Regions from separate parts of the Homo sapiens genome. Here region 2 is linked to region 1. Evidence: chromatin contacts called from ENCODE Hi-C data. All regions are on one chromosome and are shown on one strand. Each heading gives the region's core, a stretch centred on a gene start or an enhancer-like site at or near the end of the contact. The rest is flanking DNA. Distances are from core to core; before and after follow the strand shown.

Region 1 (3,328 bases), core at 441-2,940:
CCTCCAGAATGATTCCCCATAATACCCTAGCTATGTGTTCCCAGTATGTTCTATGTGTATATGCTTTAAAAAATAAACACTATATAAGCACAAAAATTCCTCTGATGGTTCTCTCCCACTTTCAAGTTAAATTATGAACTAATTGATATGACCCCTTGTTGCTGCCTGATCTAGTCTCTGCAATATGGAACTTTTGCTATTGTTCTCTGCACTCTTTCATGCCTTTATGCCTTTGCATATGCTTTGTATAGAATATGGTTGACCTCCCTGCCCCAAATCTGACAAATATTTTACTGGTTCTTCAACCAGTTCTCCAGAAGTAGAACAAGTTCTTCCTCCTCTATGTTCCTATAGAACCCTATGTAGACTTCTTTACAGCATTTTGCACATTGTATACTCATCTATTCCTCCCCCCAGATTCTCCTCTACTACAACTCCCCTCACCTGGATTTTGAGCTACTTGAGGGTAGGGACTATTTTTCCAATTCTGTGGCAACAGTGCCTAGCCCAGAGCTTTGCACAAAGCACTATGCTGAATAAATGGTTGAATTTATTAAATCGTCTTCCTCCTTCACTTATCTTTTTAAAATATTGGGCAATTACCTCAGCAAAATGCAATTCCCCTGTCTTTCCCTTCATTTTACTCGTGAGTCGAAAAGTTGTCCTCATCAAGAAGTTGTAGTAATTCAACTGTAACAAGGCTACAAGGATTCATCTCTAACAGAGAAAAAAAAAGGTCAAAAGTTGGGAGTGAAATTAGCCCTAATAAACAACCATTTTCCTCAACCTTTAAGTCACTTGGAAGTGCTTGGCATTCCCCACCTATGTCTTTATCCAGCTCTTGTAACATATTTTTACTCAAAAGGTTAAGTTTCTTAAAGACACATATAGTTACTCGTTTGTACTTAAGTTGTATTGTCTATCTGTTCTAAATTGTTATTTATAGCAGTTTATGTGGCCACTGTTTTTCATGGCAACAACATAGCTTCATTATGGATTAAATAGGCTTCTTCTGGGCTGGTGTAGATCACATTTCTATGCCTATTTATGACACTGTTTCCAGGGGGAACTATAATTTCCAATTAGAAAAAAATATATACATTCTTCCATACCTTTCAAGTGATTTTAATGCAGGTGGTTCACAAGGAACACACTTTAACAATTTTAAAGGACTATAACTCTCAATTAAAATTCTAAGCTTACCAAAGAATAAACATCATCTTTTGAAAAACACTTAAAACTCAATAACAATTTCAAATCACGATAGAAAGTGCTTCCCGCAAAATGCTAAGAGCTTAACCGACATGAAAATAAATCTAGAGCCTTCGTCTGTCCCCACAAGCACAAACCCATAACCCCAAGAGAGATTCTCTAGACAGTGCACCCAAACTACAATACCCAGAATACCCTTCCCCGTCTGAACGCTGGGGACAATCGGAAGGGGAGGGGAAGAATTGTGCGTATAGAGAAATAAGTGTCCCGCAACTCCATCTCCCATAATTCTCGGTCCTCACTTGTGTCTGTCTGCCAATGTCAACACGAGTTACCCCCAGGAAGAACAGCCTCCAGCGACCTCAAACTACATTTCCCATGAAGCCATGGGCTCGGGCCTCCGGCTTCCCCGGTGACCAGTAGCCAATAGGAGACGCCGCAGTGGGCACCCTGTGTGTGAGAGTCCAGCCTTGGGCCAGAGTGCCGGGTCTAGGCCTGGAAGCGCGAGGCGGGCATTTCGGAAGAGAGTGGCGCGGCGTGGGGCGCCGCGAGGGCACTACGAGCCCAGGAACTGCCGCGCCGGCCCGATTTTCCGCGGCTGTATAAGGACTAGCGCTTCGGTAGCCGGGGAGCTGGAGGTCAGAGAGGCAGAAAGCCCCGGTGGCCGTGGCTGGGGACTGTGGGACTGAGGGGGCCTAGGGAGGAGGGTGCTTCCGGGGCCGCGGTCCTCAGCGCCTAACTCCACCCAGCTCCACCTCTGCAGGGGAGGGGGTATCGGGACTGGGAGTCGGGGGTGGGCTTTTGAGCTCTAGGCGCCAGTTCTCTTGAGCCCGGGAGCGCGCTGTCTTTGCTCTTTTTTTTTTTTTTTTTTGGTCCAACTCGCCCGCCCCTTTTTTTTTTTCCCACGACGCCGCCCCCCTCCCCCTGGCTCTGTGCCTCCTCAGAGGTCCGAAGTTGGGGTTTGCGTCCAGGGTTTTGCCTAGGCGGTGACTGGACTCTAATTCTTACCGCAGGAATTGGGTGATCTCTTTCCTCTTTTCCCTCAATTTGTATTTCAGGTTTGGGCACATAACCCTCCCTGCGCTACACTCCCCATTTTCTTTGGGGCATGGGAATTCCTTGCCACGCTCAGGGCGTGACTTTTTTTTTTCAAACTTTCTCTTTTTGCCTCCTTAATTGATCGCCATCTCTTTACTGGCCCCTCAGCCACCTGCCACTTCCCCCACCAGGTCTTTGAAGTGGGGAGAGTTTCCCCTCAATTTCTAGAAGGGATGGGAAGCAAAAGAGGGAAGGAATCTTGCTTTTGAGAAATGTGTGTTTAAGGTTCAGTGCAGGGTTCTGGTGAGAGTAAAAGGCAAGTTAGACTGGTTATAAAAATCCAGCGCTTTAGGGGTTTCCAGCAAAGACTGATAGCACTAATGTTGACAAACATTTAGGGGGCACACCTTTATTCTACAGAATAAAGTAGACCGTGTGAAACAGACCATATTAATCATTGTATTATTACAAACGTGTGCAAAAAACGCTAAGAGGGGTCAGTGGAAGAGCATACTGATGGGGGTGGTGAGTTCATCTATGGAAGTTCAAGCCTAACCCGGGAAGTGCTGAAGCCCTCATCCGGCTTTCAGGCTTTGTGAAGGAGGTGAATTTTAATCTGGGCTCCAGCAGAGTACAGGGGATTTGAAGTTGTCAAAGAGGAGGGAGAAAATGCTTCCTGCTACTGAGATTGGACTTTGAGAAGGGTAAACAGAAGAGGGAGCACTGTGAGACAGGTGGGCTTGCCTGATTGGAATAAAAGATATCAGCACAAATATACTGGGAAATAAATAGGGTGGAGAAGCTTGGGGTCATAATAACATGATACTTTGAAACATACACATAGTTTGGATATTATTCTGTATCAAATAAAATTGAAGGCAAAAATTAAGATTGGATGATTTTTCTTTTCATCCTAGGGAACCTGATTTGAGATCAATTCTTGGAGAACACAAAGAAGTGTGATGGTATGTTCCAGGTGTGAGTTTAAATCCAAGAAGAAGCTTGTCTTGCAGATGTTTTGTTTGTAGCTATTCTTAGCTACAGTCTATAGCTGTCAACTTTAAAGCCTAGAGACATC
Region 2 (3,328 bases), core at 421-2,920, 5.6 Mb before region 1:
ATACAACAAAGGAAGAACCAGATAATAAAACAATAAAAACCAACAGTCAATGAATAATCTAACCACAGAATCCAATTTTCTCTTACTGTACAGATGCACCAATATACATGTACAATAAGTACTTAAATATCTGTATGCAGAGAGCACACAGAACAGAACTCTGATTTGGTATATAAAGAATGGGGTTAACAATTGTAAAACTAAATGCTCATTTTAACTTTATCACAAATTAAATGACGTTATATTTTAGTATCAGAACAAATTAAAGACAAATCCAACTCATATCTATCTTCCTCCCCTTTGGGGGAAAAGCGTTATTGCAAAACGAAAGAAATATAGTTATATCATCATACCAATCAATATTAGGCAGGCATGGAATGGGGAAAATGTAAAACCCAAAGTTTGAAGAGGTATGGGCTTCAACAACATAAAAGGATAAAGTCACACATTAATCCATTATCACACCTTTGTTAAAAGTATTCAGAATGCTGAAGAAACCAAATCTGCACTCAAACTAGCACTACCAACACAGAAGTGAAATCGTAAATTTTAACAATCTGGAGGGATTGGAATATATATACAAATACAGAATGGGAAAGAAAAGTTGCAAAAGAATTTTTACAATAGCAGTCCAGTCGCGCAGTGGAGACAGGTTTTGTATCATTGACTTGCAAGTCAATTTGTGTGCTATTAGTGTGCCCTTTCCTGCTCATGAGAGCCAGATTAAAAGGGCACTTTTACCACAAAGTTTACAGAATCAAGTTTAACATTAGTTATTTTACTTCGAAGCTGAAATAAAAATACTTAGCAATTTCCAAGTATTCCAAACAAACATACACAGATTTTCCATCTGTATTCTGTGTATCTCCAGTCTTATTCCTGTGGTTATATGGTTCAAACATATATGCCTAGGGACAAAATTTACTAGGAAAGTAAAGCAAGGTGCAAAGAAAGTTCAATTAGTAAAGCTATATAAACAGCTACTTTAAAAAAGAAATCAAGAAACTGCATTTTGCACATAGTACATAAGCTAAACATCTGAGTTCCTAGGACAAGTGGGGTTGGCTACCAGAAATGGACAGCTACTAAATTTGTTCTTGGTATTTTTCCTCTTTGCAATAAAAAGCAGTCATGTAATAATCAACTGTGACCTTCACAGACAAGATTAATAAAGCATAGAAAAGACTTAAAAATTACATTTAAGACACTACCCTAAAGATTTACGTTCTTTTACACATCGGTGCCCCAACAAACACAACAAAAAGAAGCGTCGCTATTCAAGGGGGCTAGGACCAAGGACCAAGGATCTCAGCAAAGCAAACGTAAAAGGAGTGCCCCGCGAGGCTGGCCAGGCGGCCCGCTCTGCAGTGGCGCCCGTGGCACTCTCCTACCTTGGGGAACCAAGCCTTTTTGTCCAGGTCCCACTCGTAGGGAGTGTCCGTCGGCTGCTGCCCGAGAGAATCGGGTTCTCCGCCGGCATCGGTCTGGGTGTCACCATCCTTGCCGTCTCCGTACAATTCTTGCATTCGCAACTGCTCATCAAACTCATCGTTCCCATCCAAGTTGGTGCCGCTCATGTTTCCTACCTAGCTCAGGAGCAGGGTTCAGAAGAACTAAGAGGCCGAAATGACGCTGGAGCTGAGCAGAGAAAGGGAGGTCAACCGCGCTCTGCTCGCGCCCCGCCGCCCCCCGGCCCGCCTCCCCGCTGCGCCCCAGCAGTCCCCGGGAAATCGCGGCCGCTCGGCGGCTGCACCGCCCCCCTCTCTGCCCGCCCACCGCGCGCGCGCGCTGATGCTGTGAGCTCGGCCGCGCCGCCGCCCACCTGGCTTGCTCCGCCGGGCCTCGGCACCGCCGCTAGGTCCAGGGCGCTGCGGGAGCGCGCAGGCGCGCTGCCGCCGCCGCCACCGCCGCCGCCGCCGACCGGATCTGAGGCGACTGCGGCTCCCTCGGCAACGTCAGGAAATTACTTCTAAACTAAGCCCTGCTCAGGCCGACGCAGCCGCCATTGTCGGCGCGTGGCGACGTCGCGGGTCGCGCCGACACGCCCACTATGGCGTCAAAAAGCGCCGACGCCGGCATGCGGCGCGAGGCCCGGGGAGGCGGGGCGCCGGGGTTGGGGGGACCCGCTGCTGCTGCGCGTCGACGCCCACCGGGGTCGGGTTTGGGGCGGGGCGAGGGCCACTGGGATCCCGCGGCGCCTCAAGGGCCTTGAGCTCCGCGGGGTCCCCGGCGGATCGGCCGGCCCGGGAGGGAAACGGAAGGAAGGCGTGGGAATATTCCCTCGCGGGGGTGGCCGGGCGGGTTTCGCGAGGGCGCCATCTTAGGGGAGTGGGTGGGGCGGACAGGACAAATTTCTCTGGCTTCGAGAAAACGACGCGCCTCCTTCGCCCAAAGGCCCCTCCCCCGCTCAGGAACCGCGTCTTTTACTTGTTTCTTTACGACACCCGGGGATAGACACCGGATCTTGTTCATCTTGGTAGCCTAAACTCCTGGCACCGGCTCTGGTGTCTAATGCGGAATGAGCGAATGAATGAACGAATGAGGGGTAGAAGGGCCAACTTTCTTTTTCTGGTGTCAGCCTTCTCCTTTATCGGTCTCATACCTTCCTCTGGCTGGAGTTCGACTCCGTGGGAAGGATGGAAAGGGCAGCAGTTGCCTGCCTCTTGTACTGCAGATTTCAGTGGCGCTCGAGCTTCGAACTTGAAACTTAAGCATAAATGTAAACATCCCAGTGTAAACACCAGCTTTATTGGCCGGGAAACTCCGCTTCTTTGTCATTCTTTTAGAAAGACACAGCATACTTTTTGTTCTAAACAGAACTTTGTTTTCAGGAATTACACTCATTGCTGAAAAGGAAAAGGTCCATATTTTTAAGTTGGGCAGGTATTTATTGAGCCCCTACTAAGTGCAGGGCACTGCGTGAGGCTCTGGCGACCCAGGAGTTGACAAGACAGGCACAGCTCAGGGGAGACAGAATTAAGATGGTTGGCACCTGACAGATATGAGATGCTGGAGGACAGCAGTTCTCAAACTTTTTGGTTCCAGGTCCTCTTTACACTAAAACATTGAAAACCCCAAAAAACGTTTGTTTGTGGTTTATACTTACCAATATTTCTGCACAAAAATGAAAGCGGCTGTTAAAAAATACTAATTCATTAAAATAATAAGGAACCCATTAGTGTAAACATAAATATCATAACCCGGGCTTGAGGTCCGGGAAAACCTTACCAGAAGAAATTATTTCACTATTCCAGTGACCTTCACTTCTAAACATAGCAGTTGAGTACTACTTCTAGAAAATCCTGGCTCCCCACACACCAGTTGTGTG

Evidence for each region. Hi-C counts contacts between places; a loop is a spot of excess contacts on that map. Pooled maps may share reads with other maps.
Region 2: a loop to region 1 is called in a map of CD8-positive, alpha-beta T cell, with 9 times the contacts of the local background. The contact joins the promoter of HTATSF1 here to the promoter of ENOX2 in region 1. A Hi-C loop is called at or near these places in 1 of 168 maps with a recorded cell type or tissue (CD8-positive, alpha-beta T cell), 2 of 37 single-sample maps with no recorded cell type and 9 of 50 pooled maps.

Annotation. Positions count from the first base shown.
Region 1 is chrX:130,901,571-130,904,898 of GRCh38, reverse strand. ENOX2 (ecto-NOX disulfide-thiol exchanger 2) reads left to right here and starts at 1,690. Exons shown (of 15, transcript NM_006375.4): 1 at 1,690-1,850; 2 at 3,168-3,215. RefSeq lists enhancers at 1,475-1,664, 1,285-1,804, 1,675-1,944, 1,805-2,324.
Region 2 is chrX:136,495,934-136,499,261 of GRCh38, reverse strand. HTATSF1 (HIV-1 Tat specific factor 1) reads right to left here and starts at 1,670. Exons shown (of 9, transcript NM_014500.5): 1 at 1,392-1,670. The coding sequence starts at 1,577. RefSeq lists a silencer at 1,660-2,329.